Linked DNA regions of Homo sapiens: region 2 is linked to region 1. A link is a loop called in an ENCODE intact Hi-C map of the cell type or tissue named here. Cell type or tissue: heart right ventricle. All regions are shown on one strand.

What was found. Hi-C counts contacts between places; a loop is a spot of excess contacts. Peaks named below come from ENCODE experiments on the same cell type or tissue, not always from the same donor. Only the 100,000 strongest peaks of a DNase experiment are listed, where the experiment ranks them.
Region 2: a loop joins it to region 1, with 2.4 times the contacts of the local background. A loop is called at or near these places in 7 of 110 quality-filtered maps.

The regions. Positions count from the first base shown.
Region 1 is chrX:19,590,743-19,598,742 of GRCh38, forward strand. SH3KBP1 (SH3 domain containing kinase binding protein 1) reads right to left here. Exons shown (of 18, transcript NM_031892.3): 10 at 4,207-4,258; 11 at 1,325-1,405. Among named protein-coding and RNA genes, the nearest start is that of MAP3K15, 79 kb to the left of the region's middle. In heart right ventricle, a CTCF peak has its summit at 3,142 (motif pointing right); no DNase peak of the experiment used is centred here; H3K27ac peaks cover 1,838 bases.
Region 2 is chrX:19,669,304-19,677,303 of GRCh38, forward strand. All of the region lies in intron 6 of SH3KBP1 (SH3 domain containing kinase binding protein 1), which reads right to left. Among named protein-coding and RNA genes, the nearest start is that of MAP3K15, 160 kb to the left of the region's middle. In heart right ventricle, no CTCF peak of the experiment used is centred here; DNase peaks (open chromatin) are centred at 1,728 and 4,298; H3K4me3 peaks cover 787 bases; H3K27ac peaks cover 1,930 bases.

The sequences.
Region 1 (8,000 bases):
AGCGATCCTTCCACCTCAGCCTCCCAAAGTAGCTGGGACTATGGACACAGGCCACCAGGCCTGGCTATTTTTTTTTTTTTTTTTTTTTTTTTTTTTTTTGGTAGAGACAGGGTCTTGTTATGTTGCCCAGGCTGGTCTTGAACTCCTGGGCTCAAGTGATCCTCCCGCCTCAGCCTCCCAAAGTACTGGGATTACAGGTGTGAGCCACTGTGCCTGGCCATACCAATGCTTTTATACAAAGAGTTATTCATATAGTATATACTCAATGGCTGGTTTTTTTCTTCAATCCGTGACACAGACCTGGCCTTCACAATGAGGTTCCACAAGTCAAGTTCTAACTGCTCACTGTGAAAGAAAGAGGTATAGCTTCTTAAGAGCTGGCAATGTTGGTAAAATTTTTGGCAGGCTGATATCAAATATCAAATTTCACAATAAAATTTCATGAGGCCACCAAGGAGCACCTCCAAATAATTACATTCATTAATTCAGCATTTCTCTTGTGACTTAAAAATAACTGCTTTTTAAAATGGGATTTGCTCAGCCTCCTGTTCGTAATAACATAGCACTTTTCCCATAAAAATGTGTGATCAATCAAATCCTAGACACCTAATAAAATGAGTCCTTCTACAGTATGCAGAATTCTTTGGGAGAGACTCTCAAAATGGTAGGAGTCAAACGCGTTCATAAACCTGATTGCAGGACACACATTAACCTACTTTCCTGCCAATGACACTCCTGACCACCTTCAGGAGACGCTGGGGACCAAGCTGCTTTCCCAGTATTACCATGCCACCCTCCCCTCCTCCAACATCCTTGACCAAGGACTTCTGTCTGTAATAACGTTACCCAGAGTCAAGGGTCCATGAGTGACCAAAGAAAAGAGCTTTCATTTGTTTATTTATCTGGACGTGAATTTCACTATGCCAAATCCATCCATCAACAGTGAATGAGCACCTTGGGACACTAGGCATGAAGGACAGGCTAAGTGGAAACTGACAGATATATACCAGGCCCTAAAGGAACTTACATCCGACTTCAGGGTGCAGAGAGGGTGGCCATGGTAGAGACATCAGGAAACAGCAGCAATGTGTTAATTGACTAGACTGGTTATTTTTCATCTGATGAGAAATTGTGGTCCCACGAAGTACCACATAACCCTCTCCTACTTCCTTAGCAATAGGATTTGTAAAAGCAATCAAAACAAAACCATGATCACCATATTCCAAAGGAAAAGCAAATTCTGTGGGTATTCTGGACTAGCCGTGTAACAGACAGCTTCAGCTCCTGCTGTTCTGGAAGTGCCAATGAAGAATTGATTTCATACCTTTTTCTTCTGTTCTGTTTGGAAGCATTTCTGGTCTTTCAGGAGGTATCTTTTTAATTTCATGTTTTCTCTCAGTGGTGCCTAGGAGGGAAAGGGTAATAGTGATCACAAAATGTTTTCTGTACTCAATTATTACACCCACCAGCATTTAAATCTTTATCAGGTAGAGCAAAGTCAGTAAGATTTTTTCCCCTGAGTTGGGCGTTAGCATTATCTGGCAAGCACGAGCTGTTTAGAAACAGAGCAGAAGACATTTCTGGCCTATGTCATTAAGTTCACCTGCCTATGTATCCTTAATTTACAAGAATACCACTAATAATATTTTCTGATATTTAAGCCTGATTTCCTTAGGCATCAATATAGTCACAGGAAATCACCGGGTGGGGGTGGAGAATGTGTATAAATAAATGTCAATTATCAAACTTTACAAATAAGGGGCCACTGAATGTTGTGTTCTACCAAAAAAAGGGGGTTTCATAGGAATCTGGATCCCATTTTGTAGCCATTTTAAAACAGGGCCTGGAATTACCTGATACTCCTCCCAGTAAGAGGTGAGGTCTACATCCCCTTGCCAGGAATGTGGGTGGGCCTGTGACTGCTTCAATCAGTGGCAGGAATGATACCACATAACTTCCAAAGCTGAGTCATAAAAGTCCCTGTAGTTTATGCTTTATTTGCTGGAATACTGAACTTCCATGTAAGAAGTCAACTACCCTGGAGAGGCCACATACAGATGCTCCAGCCTATAGCCCCAGCTGAGCCCAGCCTTCCAGGCACCCTTGCCAAGGGGAGCCAGACACGTGAGGGAAACATTCATCTTCAAAGTGGATCCTCCAGCTTCAGCTAGTTCAGTATTCCCAGCTGAGGTCCCAGATATGACGGAGCAGAGACAAGCCAGCCCAGCCATGGTCTGTTCTTGACCCACAGAATCCATGAACATAAGAAGGCTGTTGTTTTATGCCACCAAATTTGGGGTCCTTCAAGTATTACATTTTTTCAAATGTACCACTTAGCACTTAGCCTTTACCCACATGGACTGCAGCTGCTCCCTTACCTGGGGTTTCCTCATTGGTGCCAGTGGCCTCAGGCATGTAAGAGCACTTGAGAAATAGCTAAAGCACAAACCAGTCAAAAGTACTCCTCTTATGTATGGACTGGGCTGAGTTCTTAACAAACTCTTTACATGACCAGTTCCAAAGATGGGTGCTTGGTACTAGAAATCTCAATTACACAACCTCAGAGAACAAAAGAAGTTAAAAAAAATATCCACCAAACACATCCTTTACTTAATTCCTCTTAATGACTCACTACAAATTAATCACCACATCTCATTTCTGTCAATTTCATATCTGATTTTTTTTTGGTAAAATAATCAAACGCAAGGAAAGTTGACGAGGGAGAAAATATGAATATCTATCTCCCCATTACAAAGCAGTTCCCACGATCATTCAGGCAGGATAAATGAGCAGTAATCTATAAACATTAAATGCCATCCTGCTTTGCCCCACAGAGACCCATCATAAACTTTGGTAAAATTGTTTTAAAAGGGTAAGAATTTGCCTACCATGCTACAATCTACTCACCTAACAATAATGAAGTCGGTATCATTCCTAGAGACACAGAAAGAACTGACAATCCTATTATACTGAAGAATCCAATCTTAGCTACATTCTAGACTGCCTGAGCCTTGGACTCCTCAACTAATCTCCACGGTCTCTGATCAATTACCAAGGCCTACAGGGAAAGGGGTCTTCAGAGAAAAGTAAATAAATAGCTTGCTTCAATTTCAGCACAATAAAATATATGGGCAGAACCACTAGGTGGCAAAATGAAACTGCTCAATGCAAACAAGGATGGGGGCGGAGCAAAAGATGTAATTAACATCCCATTTCAGGACTTAATCTCTAATAATTCTCAACTATGCCAAAGGGAATGGGAAAGGAATTTGGGGTCAAGTTTTTCCTCTTAACTTGGTGGGCCAAAAGAACTTAAAAATCACTTCTTAATAAGTTTATAAATAAACCAATCTTGAAATTTATTCATAATTTAACTGTTATAGAAATATAATTGTGAATGTGTAGAACTAAAAATACCCTTTCTCTTCTATTTTAGTTGTTAATTTTTTAAAATGCTACTTAACTAATAACTCATGGAGGAATTTTTCCCTATAATTAATTTTAACTATTATAAAGAGGAGTTCTACCGGGAAATATGAAATATCTTTTTATATATGAGAATCCAGTGTGAAACAAGCTACCAAATGTTCAACATCAATTCTTCCTATATTATTCAACCTGAATATCTGAACTACACAGAAAAAAAGTGAATTAGACTCTTCAAAATTAAACAAGAATCATAAGGAAAAGTATTTATTGCTAGAAAAACATCTTTTTGTTGAGGGGTAAGTGAAGTCAGTACAAATTTTGGTTAACCACATGGGACAGATATCGAAAATTCAGCAACACTATATACGCACAACAATGCTATGACCTGTGGGAAACAATCTTCCCTAAGCTGACCTTCAACTGGGCACATGAGAAACAGGGCAATTCAGTTCTTTTCTCCTCAAAAGCTGTTTACTTAAAAAAACCCAAACTTGTTTTTTTTGTTTGTTTGTTTGTTTGTTTTAATTCTTTCTGATCATTCTCATTGGGAGCCTAGATTTTTACACTATATCAGGGTCACATTTTAATGGTATGTTTATCTTTTAGGAAAAACAGAAGTATCTTTAAAACCTGCCTGCTGAGACCAAATCGTAACTTCCCAAGTAGTCAATCTATGGCACTTGAACCAGGAATCCCGAACTCTACACTGAGGATGATTTGAATATATGCAAAAAGAAAGACGCATATTTTATTTGATGGAACTGAAAGGTACATTACCTGCCCCTTGTTTGATGACAGGAGCGGATGGAGGCGGTGGCTTCTTGGGTCTCTGAAAAATTAATAAAAATTATACCACATGAGATTGTTGGCAAGCCTGTCCTCTCACAGAAGGACCACAGACATTGTTTTCTATGTGCAGTTTGGACAATTTAGAGAACCTCTCCAAAAAAATTGAGCAATTCTCTCTCCAGGGACGTCAGTTTTTGGCACCTCTAAACAAACACTAAAATAAATCCAGTCGGCAAAACAAAACTCCAATCGACAAATGAAACGCCATTTCCCCCTTTCTAAATTTGTAACAGCCTTCTGGAAAAGCACGGCTCAGCAAAAATGGCCTGAAACCAGCAAGCACAATGGTACTCCTACGCTGAAGCTGCATTTGCAATTAAGATTTAATCTGCTGAATAACCATGCATTCGAAAAGAGTCACTGTAAAGATTCAAAATTGAATCTGCTCTGGATGTAGGACTCTCAACAAAATGCAGGCTGAGGGCCCACTGCAGCCACATCAGGTTGCAAGCCTTCTGCCCCTTTCTACACCGAGGCTGGCAGGCCATTTGTTAGACACCCCACAGACTCATTGTACATGTGATAAACTGGAACAGAGAGGGATTTTTTTTGTTGTTGTTTTTTGGTTTGTTTTTTTTTTTTTTGCATATCAGCCGTGATTTGTTTTTCTCACATGCTGTCACTCTGTAGGTGATGGAGGTAGCAGTGCAATCAATGGCATTCATCCCTGAACTGGTTCCAGAGTAGCCAGCATTTTCTTGCCACCTAGGATTGACTGTGGGAGAGAGATGATCAGGCTGGACTTGGAAAATTATTCCATGGCCAAAAAATCCAGCCAGGGCACTGTTCTCAGACAGCTGTGTTAGGGGGAAGCAGTGATCTCTGATTCTGGGTGCATATGTGTGCGCACACGTGTGTGTGTCATTCTTAATGTTTTTCTGTATTGTCTCTATGAGTGCAGAGAAATATACTTTATTAAAATAAAGAAAGCTGCTCTAAGGGCCACCTGCCCTTACACACAGGTCCTCCATGGGATGGATGTGTTTCTGCCTCATGATCTCACATTATTCTTTCCCCTTTTGCCAGCCCCTTCTAGCTCTCTACTAACTCTTTTTCTTCCTCCCTTCTCTGTCGTTGTGTTAATTATCCTGGGGACAGATGTGTGTTTACCTAACAAAAGTATCAGTGAAGTTCTGCCAGTTAACCTTCCTTTACCTCGGAATCAGAGTACAGGCATACCTCAGAGATAACGCAAACTCGGTTTTAGACCACTGCAATAAAGCGAGTCACAGGAATTTTTTTGGTTTCCTGGTGCACATAAAAGTTATGTTTATGCTCTACTGTAGCTTATTCAGTGTGTGATAGCATGTCTAAAAAAGCAATGTACGTACCTTAATTTAAAAATACTTCACTGCTAGAAAAAACTAATGATATCTGAGCCTTCAGCGAGTTGTAAACTTTTTGCTGGGGGAGGGTCTTGCCTCAATGTTGACAGCAGCTGACTGATCAGGGTGGTGGTGGCTGAAGGTTGGGGTGACTGTAGCAATTCCTTAAAATAGGACAACAATGAAGTTTGCCATATTGATTGACTTTCTTTCGTGAAAAATTTTTCTGTATCATGCGATGCTGTTTGATAGCATTTTACCCAGAGTAGAACATCTTTCAATACTGGAGTCAATCCTCTCAAATCCCGCCACTGCTTTATCACTAAGCATATGTAATACTCTAAACCCGTTGTTGTCATTTCAACAATGTTCACAGCATCTTCACCAGGAGTAGATTCCATCTCAAGAAATCACTGTCTTCGCTCATCCATAAGAAGTAACTCTTCATTCATTCAAGGTTGATCATGAGATTGCAGCAATTCAGTCATATCTTCAGGCTCCACTTCAAATTCTAGTCCTCTTGCTATTTCCGCCACATCTGCAGTTACTTCCTCCACTGAAGTCTTGAACCCCTGAAAGTCATCCCTGAGGGTTGGAATCAACTTCTTCCAAACCCCTGTTAATGTTGATATTTTGACCTCCTCCCATGAATCAAAAATATTCTTACTGGTATCTAGAATGGTGAGCCCTTTCCAGAATTATTTCAATTGACTTTCCCCAGATCCATCAGAGGAATCACTATCTACGGCAGCTATAGACTTATAAAATGTATTTCTTAAATAACAAGACTTGAAAGTTGAAACGACTCTGATCCATGGGCTGCAGAACGGATGTTGTAGTAGCAGGCATGAAAACGGCATTCATCTTCTTATACATCTCCATCTGGGCTCTTGGGTGACCAGATGCATTGTCAATAAGCAGTAATATTTTGAAAGGAATCTTTTTTTCTAAGCAGTAGGTCTCAACAGTGGGCTTAAAATATTTAGTAAACCATGCTGTAAACAGATGTGCTATCATCTAGGCCTTGTTTTTCCATCTATAGAACAGAGGCAGAGTAGATTTAGCATAATTCTTTTTTTGTTGTTTTTGTTTTTGAGACAGGATCTCACTCTGTCGCCCAGGCTGGAGTGCAATGGTGCGATCATGGCTCACTGCAGCCTTGACCTCCCAGGCTCAAGAGATCCTCTCACTTCAGCTTCCCAAATAGCTGAGGCCACAGGTGCACACCACCACAACTGGCCAGTTTTATTATTTGTAGAGATGGAGTCTTGCTATGTTGCCCAGGCTGGTCTCAAACTCCTAGGCTCAAGTGATCCTCCTGCCTTGGCCTCCCAAAGTGCTGGGATTATAGGCATGAGCTGCCGTGTCTGGCAGCATAATTCTTAAGTGCCCCAGGATTTTCAGAATGGTAAATGAGCACCAGCTTCAACTTAAAGTCACCAGATGCATTAGCCCCTACTAAGAGAGTCAGCCTGCCCTTTGAAGCTTTGAGGCCAGATATCAACTTCTCTAGCTATGAAAGTCCTAGATTATCTCTTCTTTCAATCAAAGGCTGTTTCATCAATGGAAAATCTGTTGTTTAGTGTAGCCACCTTCATCAAAGCTAGATCTTCTGGATAACTTGCTGCAGCTTCTCCATCAGCACTTGCTGCTTCACCTTGTACTTTTATGTTATAGAGATGGTGTCTTTCCTTAAACCTCAATAACCAACCTCTGCTGGCTTCCAACTTTTCTTGTGCAGCTTCTTCACTTCTCTCAGCCTTCATAGACTTGAATAGTTAGGGCCTTGCTCTGAATTAGACCTTGGCTTAAAGAAGTGTTGTGGCTGGTTTGATCTTCTATTCAGACCACTCAAACTTTCTCCATATCATCAGCAAGTCTGTTTTTATTTATTTATTTATTTATTTATTTATTTATTTATTTATTTATAGAGATGGAGTCTCACTATGTTGCCCAGGCTGGTCTCGAGCTCCTGGGCTCAAGTGATCCTCCCATCTTGGCCTTCCAAAGTGCTGAGATAACAGGCGTGAGCCACCATGCCTGGCAATAAGGCTGTTTTACTTTCTTATCATTCATGTGTTTACTGGAGCAGCACTTTTAATTTCCTTCACAAATTTTTCCTTTGCATTCACAGCTTGTCTAACTGTTTAGTGCAAGAGGCCTAGCTTTTGGCCTGTCTCAGCTTTCAACATGCCTTCTTCACTAAGCTCGATCATTTCTAGCTTTTGATTTAAAGTGACAGATATGTGGCTTTTCCTTTCACTTGAACACTTACAGGCTATCACAGGGCTGTTAGTTTGCCTCATTTCAACATTGTTACATACCAGGAAATAGTGAAGCCCAAGGAGAGGGAGAGATGGGGAATCGTAGGTCAATGGAGTAGTCAGAACACACACA
Region 2 (8,000 bases), 79 kb after region 1:
TTGAATAATAATAATAATAATAATTATTATTATTATTACAAAGAGCTCTTGTAATGAGAGAAGTAACAGAGCTACCTCCATTTTGAGAAACAAACAAGCAAAGGGTTCAGGGAGCACTTACCAGTGCAACAAGTAGCTCAGACATCACAGGACCAAGGCAAAACCTGTCAGGCCCCCCAGGGGCTACCATTCCTCTCCCATCTCCAGGCCCTAGCTGCTGAGACTTTCCCACGTTTTTCACACCTTACAATCAATCATGCTTTCACTCATTTCCCCAAGGAAGAAGATTCACCATCTTTATTTTGCATATAAATACCTCATTCAGATTTCTACTCATCAGAACTCAGAACAAAGACATCCAGCATAAGATCAGCAAACATAAGCTATCTTTCCCTAGGAAAATCCTCTCAAGCCATTGCCGATGAATATATTTTTATCCTAGCCAACCCCTAACGGCACTCTCCTCATATATCTGCCTCTGTCCTCCTTTCTAGGCAAGCAACAGATGCCATTTAAAAACCTTTCAAGAAGTTCCCCTACTCTTAAAATGATATGTTAAAACAATGTGTTTCCTTTTGGCCACGCTATTTTTTTTTTTTTGTAATTTTGAAAATAGTATAAGTTAAAGCCAACAGAAAAAGACATAAAGGGACATATTTTACAGACCTCATCAATTCTCCCCTTAAAATTTTTTTTTCAATGAGAGACAGGGATATGGAAGACATATGACACACTGTAAGCCTTACTTATCCTGTGGTTTATTTAGGGAATTTTGTGTTTGGAAAATGACAGACTTCTGCTTTTAGGTAGACAAATATGAACAACTCACAGAGAAAAACAAGACCACTTATTTCTAGCAAACTTTTATAAAATCAAAATAATTTAGTGTCTTAATTTTTCTCCATACATGAGTACATACCTATAAATGCCCCGCACTACAAAACTAGCCAAATATCTTTACCCCATCATAAAAAAAGCAGTTCAATAGCACCCAGAAGTCACTACTCACAGCTGCTCCACTCACAAAGAAAACTCCAAATGTCGGTGACCCTCAAGAGTGAAACGCCCCACAGCTGGCTTGCTCTGCATGGACATACCCTTCTCTCTAAGCTAACCTGAAAAGCAAGCTGGATTTGTTTACTGCACAAACATCTGTAATTGCTAAACATCTCTGTGACATGGTGTAACAGTTACCGCTTGTGCAAACTGCCCATCTAAATTTCTCTCTGCAATATGAGCACATGAAAACCCAAGACACAGAGAGATTGGAAACATCTGTAAAAATTAATGGCCAAATTGACCAAAGTGGGAGGGATTAAAACGGCTAAATAGCTCCAGAGTGACATTCAGCTTTAGCAAATAATCCGTATACTTGATAGGTTCCTCCTCAGCTTATCCATAGCTCCCCTCTGTGGGATCCTAGCTGGCACACACATTGTTTCAACCCACTAATGCAAACCCATTACCCAGTCTTGCTACAAAATGTTATATACAGATAAGATACAGGTTAACTGGATTTATTACAACTCTAAAAGCAAAAAAAAAAAAAAAGAAATACCTCTTCTCCCATGATGCAGCCAGCCTCCTCTCTTCAGTTTGAAAAGGTCCCAGAACTCCCCTGGAATCCTCCCACTTCCTTCCAACAGCACGGAGCCTGAGGACCCAGCCTAACCCTGAGTCATACTTGGGACCAAATGAGGAATGGGGAGAACAAAGCTCGCATTTGTTTATGGTTCAGGAAGCCAGGGCCAATTCATGGCTTGGGTGGCTTCGAGAGAAGTCCTCCTCCCTCGCCTATGTTGCTGCTGCAATCTGGGCTCCCTCCTGGGGCCCCCAGGTGTGACCATTCGGACAAGGAACACACTGAGGGAGTGTTTATTTGGCAAGACCTAGTGATCACGTCTGTTTAAAAATGCCAGAGAAGAAATAAAAAGCCCACTATCTTTCAACAGATCACATGGCTAGAGAGTGAGGGATATCTAGAATATAGTCTGTATATGACATATCAATCATGAACATGCCTGTATTTTAAATGCAATTAGTTGCACTACACAAAAATTACTCATAAACACACACACACACACACACACACATACACACACACACACACAGAAGAAGGAAAAACAGCCGTGGCTTTATGGAAATACTCCCCCTAGGAAAAATACAGCAACATTGCTGCCATGTCATCAGGAGCATCCTAACAGGTTGAAATGAAATATTTAAATCACAATTTTGTTCTTTCCCCCAAAAGAGATACCATTTTAATCACCACTTCAATGAATCTAGAGCGCAGTGGTTAAGTGTTCAAAACTCTGGAGCCGGAGTGTTTGAGATCAAAATCCCAGTTGAGCTACTTCCTGGCTTTGTGATCCTGAACAACTTATTCAACCTTTGTTCATCTCAGTTTCCTTATCTATAAAATGGGGATAATGGCACCAACCTACAGGGCTGTCTGGAAAATTAAATAATATATGTAAAGTACTTACAAAAGTGCTTGGCACACAGTAAATATCATATTAGCCACAATTACAAGTTCAGGACAATTTCACAAATCAGGATGCCAAGTAAACAGTATCCTTATCTTACCACATTTCTCATATGCTTAGACTTTGATGACCTGTTTCAGTTAACTATGGTTAATATTTAAATTTTTAATTAAACTAATTTAAAAACCATTTGCTTACTATTTATTAACTGCCTGCACTGTATCTAACTCTGTAAGGGGCTTTAAATAAGATGCTGTCCCAGTCCTCAAGAAATTTACAATCTCCTTGGGTAAATAAGACATAAATCTGTTTACTTATCACACACACACACAAATGTAGGTGATGTCACTAGGTAGTAAATGACAAATATAATACAAGTGCTACAGAATTAGCATTTGGAATTCAGAGAACAGATAAAAAAAATTCCCTTATCAAAACCCAACTAGGACGGAGGAGAATAAACAAATCTCCTGTGTAGAAGGATTCCAAATCATTTCTTTAGATACTCCTCCCTCAAGGAGGTAGAATGAAACTCCCCACTCTTTAAGTGGGAGGGGCACAGAGTACCCTTTTTCCAAAGAGTCAAGTATGGAAAGAGGGAAAAAACCAGAACTTTCGAGCGGAGAAACCTGACTAACACCTACGTCAGCCAAGGTGACTAAGGTTAACATCTATAGCGATAAGTATGGAATTAATATGATGTAATGAGAGCACTTCACCTCTGTGGCCTTCCTCCCAAAAACCCACGACTCCAATCTACTCATGAGAATAACTTCAGACAAATGCTTATTTAAGGACATTCTACAAAACTGAAAATTGCCATGGTCATCAAAAATAAAGAAAGTCTGGGAAACTGTTAAAGCCTAACAAGATGAGAAAACTAAATGTGGTATTCTGGATGGGATCCTGCAACAGAAAAAGGACACTGGATAAAAACTGAGGACATCTGAATAAAGCATGGATGTTAGTCAATAATGATAATATGGGCCAGGCATGGTGGCTCACGCCTGTAATCCTAGCACTTTGGGAGGCCAAGGTGTGCGGATTACTTGAGGTCAGGAGTTCAAGACCAGCCTGGCCAACATGGTGAAACCTCGTCTCTACTAAAAATACAAAAATTAGCCAGGCCTGGTGGCAGGTGCCTGTAATCCCAGCTACTCAGGAGGCTGAGGCAGAAGAATTGCTTGAATCGGGTGGGGGTGGGGGGCGGAGGTTGCAGTGAGCCGAGATGGCGCCACTGCACTCCAGCCTGGGCAACAGAGCAAGATTCTGTCTCAAAAAAAAAAAAAAAAAAAAAGATAATATGAAACGTACCACGTTAATGCAAGACGTTAACAAGAGAGGAAGCCGGGTGTGAGGTATGTGGGAACTCTATTATCTTCACAACTTTTCCATAAATCTAAAACTACTCTAAAATTAAAAGTTGATTAAAAAACTAATTAGAAAGATAAACCTGCTGAATGCAAAGGTATATATAAATAAACACATATCTGTGATTTATAGCTATACATGTTTATGCCCATGTGTATATCTATGTAAATCTATTTAACAAGGCCCTCTCAACTTCAAATTTAAAAATTGTCTCTATCTTCTTAGCCTATCTATTAATGAAGATAGTAGAATGCTGACTCCTGGCTTTTTCATTCCCAAAATACACAAAAGAATTTTCTTTGAAAGGAAACTTGGCTCTTTTGTCAGTGTTGCTGCCAACCCAGGCAACGGCGATCCAGCTTAAAGAGTGTGCATGAGGTGGGCCCATCTGCCCCTTTCCAAGAGCTACTAGAAGTTCCTGGTGCCTGGCCAATTAGTCATCGACCATGGAGCCCCGGGGCTGGCAAGTCTCCCAGCTACTTCCTCTCCCATCTCCAGTCCACATTCCTCAGCACCTCCCCAGTTATCTCTCTAAAGTATAAATCTGATCATGCTGCTGCCCAACTGAACTCCTTCACCAACTTGCCCACCCACCCAGAAGAAGGGCAGCTTGTGAGTGGGCTGGCAGAGCCCTGCAGGAAGAGGCACCACCTCCCCTTCAGCTGCCCACTTCCTCCACTACCACCACCACAGCCCCTGCACCCCAGCCCAACCCACCTCTTCCTTCAACATACTCATGCTCACTCCTTGTCCACATGCACACTGCTAGTACCATGAATTCCCAACGTCTTTTAACACCTTGCTCAAATACCACATTCCTTAAAAAGAGACCAAGGATATCCCATCCCTTCCTTCTTGACCTGGAGGAAAGTTAGTAGTTTCTTCCTTTCTATTCTCATTGATGCTTTGGACATGCGTCTGCTAGTCTTTCCCCTTACATTATAATGACTTTTATACATACCCCCTTTCTCTCCAATGTAGGGACAATCCAAAGCATTAAATGAGAAACCTGTATATGACAGCTGATCCAAGGTGTGACTTAGGGTAGGAGGTGTTAACTCCATTCCGATGAACCACACCAGATCTGCTCCACCCCAAATAAATAACCTGTCAGGTTAAAAAAAAACCGCACTTACTATGCAAATACAACATCTAGACATGCCATTTAGCCAATCCCTTTCCAAATGGATTGCCACCCCTTTGTTCATTTACATACAAATCCCAGAGATACCACTGCTAATCCATAAAAGGCATTCAATAAAGCTTCACACTGCTGATCCATAAAAGGCATTCAATAAAGCTTCAGTGAATGAATGAATGAGTGAATTAATGAACAAATGGAAGAGTGAATCTTAGCTAGACCACAAGCAGATCCCAACCAGAATTGGATTAGCACAAAACAGTATCTTCATTCATCCAGTCCACAAATATTTACTGAGGGCCAACTATCATTTGACAACTATTTTCATAAACTGTAAATGGTGACTAACACAGACAAGGTCCCAAATTATGGCACTTACTTTCTAGTGGCTGACATTTAAGACTTGGTGATATGAAACAAACAGCTAACACAGATATAGCAAAATTCAATTGTACTTCTTGCAGTTTGAAATTTGCCATAATAAAAAATTAAAGAGGCCAGGCATGGTGGCTCATGCCTGTAATCCCAGCACTTTGGAAGGCTGAGGGAGGTGGATCACCGGAGGTCAGGAGTTCAAGACCAGCCTGGCCAACATGGTGAAACCCCGTCTCTACTAAAAATACAAAAATCAGCCGGGCGTGGTGGCCCACACCTATAATCCCAGCTACTCGGGAGGCTGAGGCAGAAGAATTGCTTGAACCCGGGAGGCAGAGGTTGCAGTGAGCCAAGATCATGCCACTGCACTCCAGCCTGGGTGACAGAGCAAGACCCTGCCTCAAATAAATAAATAAATAAATAAATAAATAAATAGAAATAACCCTGGAAAATGTACTGTCATTTATAGGTACTCTTTCTACTCTAATAACAATAAGGACAACAATAATAATAACTAACGTTAATCAAGTGATTACTATGTGCCAGGCACTTCTCTAACCATTACATGTTACTTAATCCTCACAACAACCCTCTGGGGTAGATTCTCTTGTTACTCTAATTTTACAGATGAGGAATCAAAAGCACTGAGTGGTTAAGTAACTTGTCCCAGGAAGAGGCAGAGTTGAAGTCTGAACCTGGGCTATCTGTCCTCCATGTTTAATAACCACTATACTTTTTTTTTTTTTTTTCCAGAGTCTCGCTCTGTCGCCCAGGCTGGAGTACAGTGGCGCAATCTCAGCTCATTGCAACCTCCACCTCCCGGGTTCAAGCGATTCTCCTGCCTCAGGCTTCCAAGTAGCTGGGACTACAGGCGCATGCTACCATGCCCAGCTAATTTTTTGAATTTTTAGTAGAGACTGGGTTTCACAGTGTTAGCCAGGATGGTCTCCATTTCCTGAACTCATGATCCACCTGCCTTGGCTGGGATTATAGGCGTGAGCCACCACACCCGGCCAACCACTATACTCTTAACACAATTTGAAAACCTTCTGGGAATATGATTCTTGGTGACAATCTGGCTGCAACTAAATATTTCTTAGAAAATACGCTAGGCTGAGTGTTTTAGAAAGTTCACATCAAACATATATAAAACAGAAAGCAGCACCCAACATGACAAAGAATAATCCTGTAATACTGGTTCACTGTTTCTGTTTCCCTTTCCCTACCAACTCCCCTCCTCCTTCCTTACTTTTTCCAGATCAGGAAACAAAACTGAGACACTCTGAGGAGAGAGAAGCCAAAGTCTGAAAATCCCAAACACTTCATTCAACCCAGGCAACCAGTGGGCATCTTAATACCATCTGCTCATTAAAAACCACAGGTTTTCCAACAACTCAAGAGACACAATCTTATTTTTCAACCAAAACGAGGGACAGCCAATACTCTAGGTCTCAGATAATCACAACAAGGTTTTGACCCTTGTGTTTAATTAGTCAAAGAGTATATATCTCATTAGCTTCTGGAGTTCTCTAGAGCTTATTTCTAGTCTTCAAAGGATTAGGACATAGATCTCTCATTTTTAAGGAACTAAGATCATCACCTTATTGACATGTTTTAATTTTATATGATTATGCAGCTTAATAAATTTTTACTAGAATGGATAAAAAGACTACCTGGGTGGGGGCTGGGTGGGAGGCGGGGATGGTTAATGCGTACATAAAAAATAGAAAGAATGAATAAGACCTACTGTTTGGTAGCACAACAGGATTACTATAGTCAATAATAATTGCACATTTTAAAATAACTTAAAGAGTATAATTTTATTGTTTATAACTCAACGGATAAATGCTTGAGGGGATGGATACCCCATTCTCCATGATGTGCTTATTTCACAGTGCATGCCTGTATCAAAACATCTCATGTGCCACATAAATACACCTATTATGTACCCACAAAAATTAAATACAAAAAAAAAGACTACCTGAGATACGTATGAAAATACTTAAATTCTCTTACTGTAATTTGGCTAATTAAAAACTTGATTAGTCACTCTCATTTATACACAATTTTAATTCTAATTATCTGTCCCAAGTAAAAGCTACAATGTGGATACCATAAAGGCATTAATTTGGGTGACTATAATTCTATAAATGAGATTCAAGATGACAAGAGTTGAAAAAGAGGCTGTTACAAACACAACGCCTTGTAGAAAGTGTAGACAGAATTCAAGAGAGAGATGTCAGAAGTCACTAACGGAAATCAGCTAAGACAGGAAGACCATGGGAAAGAAGCTTCTTGAAAGATTTCTCCGCAGGGAATCCAGTAAACAACCAACCTGGCAAACCATTCAGTTTAGAAATCTTTCCAGTAAGGCAAAAAAGACTACTTTTTCCAATAATTAAGTGGGCCAAGACTGGTAGTGCCTAAAGAGCTAGGACACGGAATGAGCTGGCACCAAAAACCCAGCATTATTCTATATAAAGCCATGTCAGGTTAGGTCCTGAGACTCACTCGAGTATCTGTAACTTACCTATCCATGTGTAATACCTGACACTCCTTTCCCTAAGTGGTTGGTCAGAAGTGATCATCTAAGTGACTCATAAAAAGGGAAGGAGTTTAGAAACAGA